2 separate regions of the Homo sapiens genome follow, and region 2 is linked to region 1. A link is an interaction called in ENCODE POLR2A ChIA-PET data of the cell type or tissue named here. Cell type or tissue: Panc1. All regions are shown on one strand.

Region 1 (5,000 bases):
AACCAAAGACTAATCTTAATAAAGTTCCCTCTGAGGTAGTCCCTAATCCAAAAGGCACCCCCAGCCCTCCATGTATAGTCAGTACTGTTCCTTACCACTGTGTGACTCCCATGGCCTCTATTCAATCTGGAGTGGCCTCCCTTCCTCAGACAACACCCACAACTACCCTAGCCATCGCTTCCCCTCAAGTCAAAGATACCACCATTTCCTCAGTTCTGATTTCTCCACAAAACCCAGGAAGCCTCAGCCTGAAGGGGCCTGTTAGTCCACCTGCTGCCTTATCTCTTTCAACTCAGTCTCTTCCTGTGGTGACCTCTTCTCAAAAGACTGCGGGTCCCAACACCCCCCCAGATTTTCCCATTTCTCTGGGCTCTCATCTTGCACCTTTACATCAGAGTTCTTTTGGTTCTGTCCAACTTTTAGGTCAAACAGGTCCTAGTGCTTTGTCAGACCCTACAGTGAAGACCATTTCTGTAGATCATTCTTCCACAGGGGCCTCTTATCCTTCTCAGAGATCTGTAATTCCTCCCCTTCCTTCCAGAAATGAGGTAGTTCCTGCTACTGTGGCTGCCTTTCCAGTGGTGGCTCCATCTGTTGACAAAGGTCCCTCTACCATCTCTAGCATAACCTGCAGCCCTTCTGGCTCCTTAAATGTAGCTACCTCTTTTTCATTATCTCCTACAACCTCTCTCATTCTCAAAAGCTCTCCTAATGCCACTTATCATTATCCTTTAGTGGCCCAAATGCCCGTTTCTTCTGTTGGAACCACCCCACTTGTGGTGACTAACCCCTGTACAATTGCTGCAGCACCTACTACTACCTTTGAGGTAGCTACTTGTGTTTCTCCTCCAATGTCATCAGGTCCCATAAGTAACATAGAACCAACTTCCCCTGCTGCCTTGGTTATGGCACCTGTGGCTCCCAAAGAGCCTTCTACTCAAGTAGCAACCACTCTGAGGATACCAGTCTCTCCTCCTCTGCCAGACCCTGAAGACCTCAAAAATCTCCCCAGTTCAGTATTGGTTAAATTTCCAACACAAAAAGACCTCCAAACTGTACCTGCCTCTCTTGAAGGAGCCCCTTTCTCTCCAGCCCAAGCAGGACTCACCACCAAGAAAGACCCTACTGTATTACCGTTAGTCCAGGCAGCCCCTAAAAATTCCCCTTCTTTCCAAAGTACATCCTCTTCTCCAGAGATACCTCTTTCTCCTGAAGCCACCCTAGCAAAGAAAAGCCTTGGGGAGCCTCTCCCTATAGGTAAGCCAGCCAGCAGTATGACCTCCCCTCTGGGTGTTAACTCCTCGGCCTCTGTAATCAAGACAGATTCTTATGCAGGCCCAGACTCTGCTGGTCCGCTTCTCAAAAGTTCTCTCATTACCCCAACAGTGGCTGCATTTCCTTTGGAAAGTGCTGACCCTGCCGGGGTGGCTCCCACAACTGCCAAAGGTACCTCAACTTATACAACTACAGCCAGCCCTTTTCTAGAAGGAACTGTCTCTTTAGCTCCTAAAAACCACCCAGTTAAGGAAGGTACTCTTACTACTTTACCCTTGGTTCCTACAGCTTCAGAAAATTGCCCTGTGGCTCCATCCCCCCAGAATACCTGTGCTCCTCTGGCTACCTTAGTGCTGGCCCCTGAAATCCCAAAGTCTGTGCCCTCACCCTCTCTTCCCCCAGCTGGGACTCCTCCAGGTACAAAAAAGGTTGATGGTATTTCTCATACTTCAGCATTGGCACCTGTTGCTTCCTCTCCCAAAGAGTGCCCAACTGAGGACTCTGGTGCTTCTGCTACTGCATCTTCCAAAGGAACTCTGACTTACCTAGCTGATTCCCCATCTCCTTTAGGGGTTAGTGTGTCTCCTCAGACTAAAAGACCTCCAACCAAGAAGGGTTCTGCTGGCCCTGATACTCCTATTGGAAATCTCTCATCCCCTGTTTCTCCAGTTGAAGCTTCATTTCTTCCAGAGAATAGTCTTTCTTTCCAAGGCTCTAAAGACTCACCAGCCACGACGCATTCTCCCACTCCTCCATCCCCCAAAGGGGCCCCTACTCCCTCAGCTGTGACTCCTCTGTCTCCCAAAGGAGTAACACTACCCCCCAAAGAGACCCCCACTCCTTCAGTGGTGAATCTGCCCTTCCCCAAAGAGGGTCCAGCTACTCCAGCACCCAAACAGGCTCCTGCTCTATCCATGACTTCTTCCTCCCCCAAAAAGGCCCGAGCAACTCCAGCCCCTAAAGGAATCCCAGCTTCCCCATCCCCCAAAGGGGCCCCCACACCCCCAGCTGCAACTCCTCCCTCCCCTAAAGGAGGCCCAGCTACCCCATCCCCGAAATGGGCCCCCACACCCCCAGCTGCAACTCCTCCCTCCCCAAAAGGAGGTCCAGCTACTCCATCCCCCAAAGGGGCCCCCACACCCCCAGCTGCAACTCCTCCCTCCCCCAAAGGAGGTCCAGCTACTCCATCCCCCAAAGGGGCCCCCACACCCCCAGCTGTGACTCCTCCCTCCCCCAAAGGAAGTCCAGCAGCTACCCCATTCCCCAAAGGGGCATCCACACCCCCAGCTGCAACTCCTCCCTCCCCCAAAGGAAGTCCAGCAGCTACCCCACTCCCCAAAGGGGCCCCCACAACCCCAGCTGCAACTCTTCCCTCCCCAAAAGGAGGTCCAGCTACCCCATCCCTCAAGGGGGCCCCCACTCCCCCAGCTGCGACTCCTCCCTCCCCAAAAGGAGGCCCAGCTACCCCATCCCCCAAAGGGGCCCCCATGCCCCCAGCTGCAACTCCTCCCTCCCCAAAAGGAGGTCTAGCTACCCCACCCCACAAAGGGGCACCCACAACCCCAGCTGCAACTCCTCCCTCCCCAAAAGGAGGTCTAGCTACCCCACCCCCAAAAGGGGCCCCCACAACCCCAGCTGCAACTCCTCCTTCCCCAAAAGGAGGTCTAGCTACCCCACCCCCAAAAGGGGCCCCCACAACCCCAGCTGCAACTCCTCCTTCCCCAAAAGGAGGTCTAGCTACCCCATCCCCCAAAGGGGCCCCCACAACCCCAGCTGCAACTCCTCCCTCCCCAAAAGGAGGTCTAGCTACCCCATCCCCCAAAGGGGCCCCCACAACCCCAGCTGCAACTCCTCCCTCCCCAAAAGGAGGTCTGGCTACCCCATCCCCCAAAGGGGCCCCCACAACCCCAGCTGCAACTCCTCCCTCCCCAAAAGGAGGCCCAGCTACCCCACCCCCCAAAGGGGCCCCCACTCCCCCAGCTGCAACTCCTCCCTCCCTAAAAGGAGGTCTAGCTACCCCACCCCACAAAGGGGCCCCCAATCCCGCAGTTGTAACTCCTCCCTCTCCAAAAGGAGGCCCAGCTACCTCACCCCCCAAAGGGGCCCCCACTCCTCCAGCTGCAACTCCTCCCTCCCCAAAAGGAAGCCCAGGTACCCCACCCCCCAAAGGGGCCCCCACTCCCCCAGCTGTAACTCCTCCCTCCCCTAAAGGGACCCCTACTCTCCCAGCTACAACTCCCTCCTCTAAAGGAGGCCCAACTACTCCATCCTCCAAAGAGGGCCCCACTCCCCCAGCTGCAACCCCCTCCCACAAAGGAGGTCCCGCTATGACTCCTCCCTCCCCCAAAAGAGGACCAGCTATCCCATCTCCCAAAGGGGACCCCACTTCCCCAGCAGTGATTCCTCTCTCCCCCAAAAAGGCTCCAGCAACTCCAGTCACCAGAGAAGGCGCAGCCACCCCATCCAAAGGAGATCTCACTCCCCCAGCAGTGACTCCTGTCTCCCTCAAAAAGGCCCCAGCAACTTCAGCCCCCAAAGGAGGCCCAGCTACCCCATCCTCCAAAGGGGATCCCACCCTCCCAGCAGTGACTCCTCCTTCCCCCAAGGAGCCCCCAGCCCCCAAACAAGTTGCCACTTCTTCCTCTCCCAAAAAGGCCCCAGCAACTCCAGCCCCCATGGGGGCCCCCACTCTGCCAGCTGTGATTCCTTCTTCCCCCAAAGAGGTCCCAGCTACCCCATCCTCCAGAAGGGACCCCATTGCCCCAACAGCGACTCTTCTCTCTAAAAAGACCCCAGCAACTCTAGCCCCCAAAGAGGCCCTCATTCCCCCAGCTATGACTGTTCCCTCCCCTAAAAAGACCCCAGCAATTCCAACCCCCAAAGAAGCCCCAGCTACCCCATCCTCCAAAGAGGCCTCCAGTCCCCCAGCAGTGACTCCTTCCACTTACAAAGGGGCCCCATCCCCCAAAGAGCTCCTCATTCCACCAGCTGTGACTTCTCCTTCCCCCAAAGAGGCACCTACTCCTCCAGCTGTGACTCCTCCATCCCCCGAAAAGGGCCCAGCAACTCCAGCCCCCAAAGGGACTCCCACTTCCCCACCTGTGACTCCTTCCTCCCTCAAAGACTCCCCTACTTCCCCAGCTTCTGTCACATGTAAAATGGGGGCCACTGTTCCTCAAGCATCTAAAGGGCTTCCAGCAAAGAAAGGCCCCACAGCTCTGAAAGAAGTACTTGTTGCCCCAGCTCCAGAAAGCACGCCAATCATCACAGCTCCCACTCGGAAAGGTCCACAGACCAAAAAGAGTTCTGCTACTTCACCTCCTATATGCCCAGATCCCTCAGCTAAGAATGGTTCTAAAGGACCCCTTTCCACAGTGGCTCCAGCCCCTCTACTCCCTGTTCAGAAAGACTCTTCAAAGACAGCAAAAGGCAAAGATGCTTCTCATTCCCCAAAGGGCCCCTTGGCTCCTCCTGAGTCTAAGGCGTCCACCCCTCTAACAGCAGCTGCCTTTGAGAAGGTCCTTCCTAAACCTGAATCAGCATCTGTCTCTGCAGCACCCTCCCCACCAGTCTCTCTGCCTCTTGCTCCCTCCCCAGTTCCCACTCTGCCTCCTAAACAGCAATTTCTGCCGTCCTCTCCTGGGCTGGTGTTGGAATCACCCTCTAAACCCCTTGCCCCTGCTGATGAGGATGAGCTGCTGCCTCTGATTCCCCCGGAACCAATC
Region 2 (5,000 bases), 750 kb after region 1:
AGGAGGGGGAAACAGGGCCCAGTACCGTGGCCCCGGGTCGGGATGGAACGCAGTATACCTCTCGCTCTTGTCAATTTGGCCAACTTGAAACAATGTTGCCGCCTCCCACCGAGTTCCCGACCGCCACCAGAGGCCCCGCCCCTGCTTCCCGCGTTTCCCTGGCTCCGCCCCCAGGCCTTTCTATTGGTCAACGTCAGAGCCGGGGGGCGAGCCCAGCGCTCCTCCCCGCAAATGATCCCGCCCCAGGCAAGTTTGGTTCTTGGGGGCTAGACAAGTTTCTTCCCCGGTGGGGCGGCTGAACACTCTTCCCAAGTACCTGCTTTGGGTCCAAGTTTCCTACCTATGTCTCTAGTCTGTAGGGATTTCTTGATTTCTAACTCACTATTTTCACCAATCCTGGGGAAAATATGTATCGACCTAAGGTTAAATTCCACCTGGCCCAGGAGCCTCCTTTGGAAACCAGGAAGCCGGGAATCTCGTTGCAAAGGAATCCTGGGCCTCAGAGGAGTCGTTGCCTCTGCCTCATAGCATACCCCGACACTGTCTCTGTTTTGGGATGCAGGGTTCTGTTTCTGTCTTTTTGAGAAGTTCCTGGTTTAATTCACTCTCCCATGATAAACTGTTGTGTCTGGTATGTGTTACGCAGCTGCCTTTCAGTTAGCTCTTGCCCGGGAGTGCATCAAGATGAGAGTGACCCAGTGAAACCAGAAACTGTCATTGAGTAGCAGGATGGGAAAGCAATGTCTAGGGACCAGGATCCCTTTGTCAGTTTTTCCTTTTTCCTCTCCTCCGGCCCCTCCCAGGCCTTCTCTGAGGGAGAAGAGGAAGGGCTATGCAAATGAGCACCCTTTTCTTATATAGGGGCCTATCCCAGTCCCCCCAGTGCCTTTGGTTGCTGGAGGGAAGAACACAATGGATCTGGTGCTAAAAAGATGCCTTCTTCATTTGGCTGTGATAGGTGCTTTGCTGGCTGTGGGGGCTACAAAAGGTATGTGTGGATATGTGGACATGAGCAGGTGTGAACTTGGGGATGAATTCCCCCTGCTCTGGTTTCTGTCCTCCTAATGGGAGATAGCGGCAATATTTCAGGCGTCTCCCACTCATTTGATTTAGTGAGGATGTGGGCACCTGGGCTCCCTCCCTACATGGAGATTTGGGATTTTGCCTGAAAATAATCTCATATGCTTGGAGGGGCAGAAGGATAGAAGGTCTCTGTGGCACTGATTCTGAGGCTTCCTTGGCAGTGAGCTGGAGCACGGGCTCCAAAGGGGTGAAATGTGCAGGAGACTCTTTTAGGAAACGTCTCTTGGGGTAGGAGATTTAAAGTGGGGAGTCAGAGAATGTGGTATTGGGTAAGAACACTAAGGAGATACAATCCTCTCCTCTTGGGATGGGTACGGGTGAACACAGCCCAGACCTTTTGTTCTGGGGCTGGAGAGATAGGCAGAGGGGTCTCAGCTGAGCATCACATGAAAGGGCTCTGGGGGATTGGGCCTCGTGACAGGAGCAAGGGGCGGGGGTGGGGTGGTGAGAGGGTCTGGAATGTCCCGTGCTGCTCTGAGGAGAGTTGGAAGTGGAGAAAGAATGGGGTATCTTATGACTTCTCTTGTTCTAGTGGTGGGATGCTCAATAGATGATTCCAGATCCTCCCCCAGCAGAATCAACTAGGGTTACAGCACACATTAGAAAGGGAATGAGGCCGGGCGCCGTGGCTCACGCCTGTAATCCCAGCACTTTGGGAGGCTGAAGCAGGTGGATCACGAGGTCAGGAGTTCGAGACCAGCCTGGCCAATATGGTGAAACCCCCGTCTCTACTAAAAGTACAAAAATTAGCTGGGCATGGTGGCACATGCCTGTAGTCCCAGCTACTCAGAAGGCTGAGGCTGGAGAATCACTTGAACCCAGAAGGCAGAGGTTGCAGTGAGCCAAGATCACACCAATGCACTCCAGCCTGGGTGACAGAGCGAGTCTCCGTCTCAAAAAAAAAAAAAAAAAGAAAGGGGATGAGGCCCGGCACAGTAACTCATGCCTGTAATCCTAGCACTTTGAGAGGCTGAGACGGGTGGATCACTTGAGGTCAGACCAGCCTGGCCAATATGGTGAAACTCCATCTCTACTAAAAATACAAAAATTAGCTGGGCATGGTGGTACGCACCTGTAATCCCAACTACTTGGGAGGCCGAGGCATGAGAATCGCTTGAACCTGGGAGGCAGAGGTTGCAGTGAGCCGAGATCACACCATTGCATTCCAGCCTGGGCAACAGCAAGACTCTGTCTCAAAAAAATAAAAAAAGAAAAGAAAAGAAAAGAGATAAGGAGGCCGGGTGTAGTGGCTCACACCTGTAATCCCAGCACTTTGGGAGGCCGTGGTCATAGGATTGCTTGAGCCCAGGAGTTCAAGACCAGCCTGAGCAACATAGTGAGACCTTGTCTCTACGAAACGTAAAAAAATTAGCCAGGCCTAGGCCAGGCTTGGTGGCTCACGCCTGTAATCCCAGCACTTTGCGAGACCAAGGCAGGTGGATCAGCTGAAGTTGGGAGTTTGAGACCAGCCTGACCAACATAGAGAAACCCAGTCTCTACTAAAAATACAAAATTAGCTGGGCGTGGTGGTGCATGCCTGTAATCCCAGCCACTCAGGAGGCTGAGGCAGGAGAATCGCTTGAACCCGGGAGGCGGAGGTTGTAGTAAGCTGAGATCGTGCCATTGTACTCCAGCCTTCCAGCCTGGGCAACAAGAGCGAAACTCTGTCTCAAAAAAAAAAAAAAAAAAAATTAGCCAGGCTTGGTGGTGAGCACCTGTGGTCCTAGCCACTTGGGAGGCTAATGAGGAAGATGGCTTCAGCCTAGGAGTTTGAGGCTGCAGTGAGTGATGAACGTGCCACTGCACGCAGGGTGAGAGAGCAAAACCCTGTATCAAAAGGAAAGGAAAGGGGAAAGGGAAAGGAAAGGGAAGGAAGTTTCTGCAGGAAAGGGAAAAATGGGGTGAGGGTAGTTTTTGCTGTGCTGAACTATATACAGAAAGGAGAGGAGAGGGGAGGGAAGGGGAGGGGAGAGAGGTTTCTGCAGGAAAGGGAAAAATGGGGTGAGGGTAGTTTCTGCTGTGCTGAAATACATACATTATATCCCAGCCCTGCTTTCTCCCTAGATGTTTAGTGTCACAGATTTCTAGGAAGTTCTCCTTGATGTGACTTTCCTCGCTGTGCTGCAGTTTCAAGTCTTTTTCTTTTACTATATTCCTTAATGTATCCTGGAAAGAGTCTGTTCACACCCACCCACCTAAGGCTCTTAACAAAAAGACTGTACTTATATTTTGGATCCTGATTTTAAAAATCATAAGACATTTTTCCAGATATTCATGAAATTTTATATGGACTGAGTTTGATAATTTTGTCTAGCATGAAATGACATTGTGCTTATGCAAGAAAATACTCATACATTTTAAATTTGTAGGGTTAAAATAACACGATGTCTGGGATTTGCTTTTACATACTTTAGCCAAAACAAAAACAAAAACAACAACTAGTAAGGATAAACAAAGCAAATGTGGCAAGGTGTTGATAGTTGTTGGACCTGGGTGGGGCAGATGGAGGTCCAGCATATCCTTTTCTTCTCAGACCTCTCTTGGTCAGTTACAATAATTTTGTCTTCCCTGTCCCCATCCCCAATCTCTGCCAGCCTCTAATCCATCCTCCTCACTGCTTGCCATCGTGATCTTTCTAAAACACAAATTTGATCATGTTCAAAAGTAAATTTTTTTTTTTTTTTGAGACGGAGTCTTGCTCTGTAGCCCAGGCTGGAGTGCAGTGGTGTGATCTCGGCTCACTGCCACCTCCGCCTCCTGGGTTCAAGCAATTCTCCTGCCTCAGCCCCCTGAGTAGCTGGAACTACAGGTGCCCACTACCACGCCCGGCTAATTTTTGTATTTTTAGTAGAGACAGGGTTTCACTTGGCCAGGCTGGTCTCGAACTCCTGACCTTGTGATCCACCTGCCTCGGCCTCTCAAAGTGCTGGGATTACAGATGTGAGCCACCATGCCTGGCTAAAAGTAAATTTTATGGTATGTGAATTATGTCTTGATTTAAAACAAAACAGGCGAGGCGCAGTGGCTCACGCCTATAATCCCAGCACTTTGGGAGGCCGAAGCGGTTGGATCACTTGAGGTCAGGAGTTTGAGACAAACCTGGCCAACATGGAGAAACCATGAAACATGGCGAAACTAAAAATACAAAAATTAGTTGGGTGTGGTGGTGGGTGCCTGTAGTCCCAGCTACTTGGGAGGCTGAGGAACGAGAATTGCTTGAATCCAGGAAGCGGAGGCTATAGTGAGCCAAGATCACGCCACTGCATTCCAGCCTAGGGGGCAGAGCGAGACTCCATCTCAAAAAAAAAAAAAAAAAAAAAAAAAGAGTAATAATAAATAAATAAACAAATAAATAAGGGGTTTTTTGTGTTTTTTTTTTTTTTTTTTTTTTTGAGATGGAGTCTTACTCTATCGCCAGCTGGAGTACACTGGTGCAATCTCAGAATCTCAGCTCACTGCAACCTCTGCCTCCCGGGTTCAAGCAATTCTCCTGCCTCAGCCTCCCAAGTAGCTGGAACTACAGGTGCGCACCACCATGCCCGGCTAATTTTGTATTTTTAGTAGAGACAGGGTTTCCCCATGTTGGCCAGGATGGTCTCTATCTCTTGACCTCATGATCCACCCGCCTCAGCCTCCCAAAGTACTGGGATTACAGGTGTGAGCCACCACACCCGGCCAAATAAATGAGTTTTAAAAATGCACTTCAGCCGGGCGCAGTGGCTCACGCCTGTAATCCCAGCACTTTGGGAGGCCAAAGCAGGCAGATCACCTAAGGTCGGGAGTTCGAGACCAGACCAACCAACATGGAGAAACCCCATCTCTACTAAAAATACAAAATTAGCCTGGCATGGTGGCACATGCCTGTAATCCCAGCTACTCAGGAGGCTGAGGCAGGAGAATCGCTTGAACCCAGGAGA

What was found. Peaks named below come from ENCODE experiments on the same cell type or tissue, not always from the same donor. Only the 100,000 strongest peaks of a DNase experiment are listed, where the experiment ranks them.
Region 2: POLR2A ChIA-PET joins it to region 1 with 9 read pairs; 2 of 35 experiments call an interaction of 5 or more read pairs at or near these places.

What each region holds. Positions count from the first base shown.
Region 1 is chr12:56,715,983-56,720,982 of GRCh38, reverse strand. It overlaps NACA (nascent polypeptide associated complex subunit alpha), which reads left to right. Exons shown (of 9, transcript NM_001365896.1): 3 at 1-5,000. Among named protein-coding and RNA genes, the nearest start is that of NACA, 6.8 kb to the left of the region's middle. RefSeq lists an enhancer at 48-167. In Panc1, no CTCF peak of the experiment used is centred here; no DNase peak of the experiment used is centred here; H3K27ac peaks cover 14 bases.
Region 2 is chr12:55,961,924-55,966,923 of GRCh38, reverse strand. It overlaps PMEL (premelanosome protein), which reads left to right and starts at 882. Exons shown (of 11, transcript NM_001384361.1): 1 at 882-988. The coding sequence starts at 913. CDK2 (cyclin dependent kinase 2) reads right to left here and starts at 94. Exons shown (of 7, transcript NM_001798.5): 1 at 1-94. RefSeq lists an enhancer at 324-403. In Panc1, no CTCF peak of the experiment used is centred here; no DNase peak of the experiment used is centred here; H3K4me3 peaks cover 769 bases; H3K27ac peaks cover 732 bases.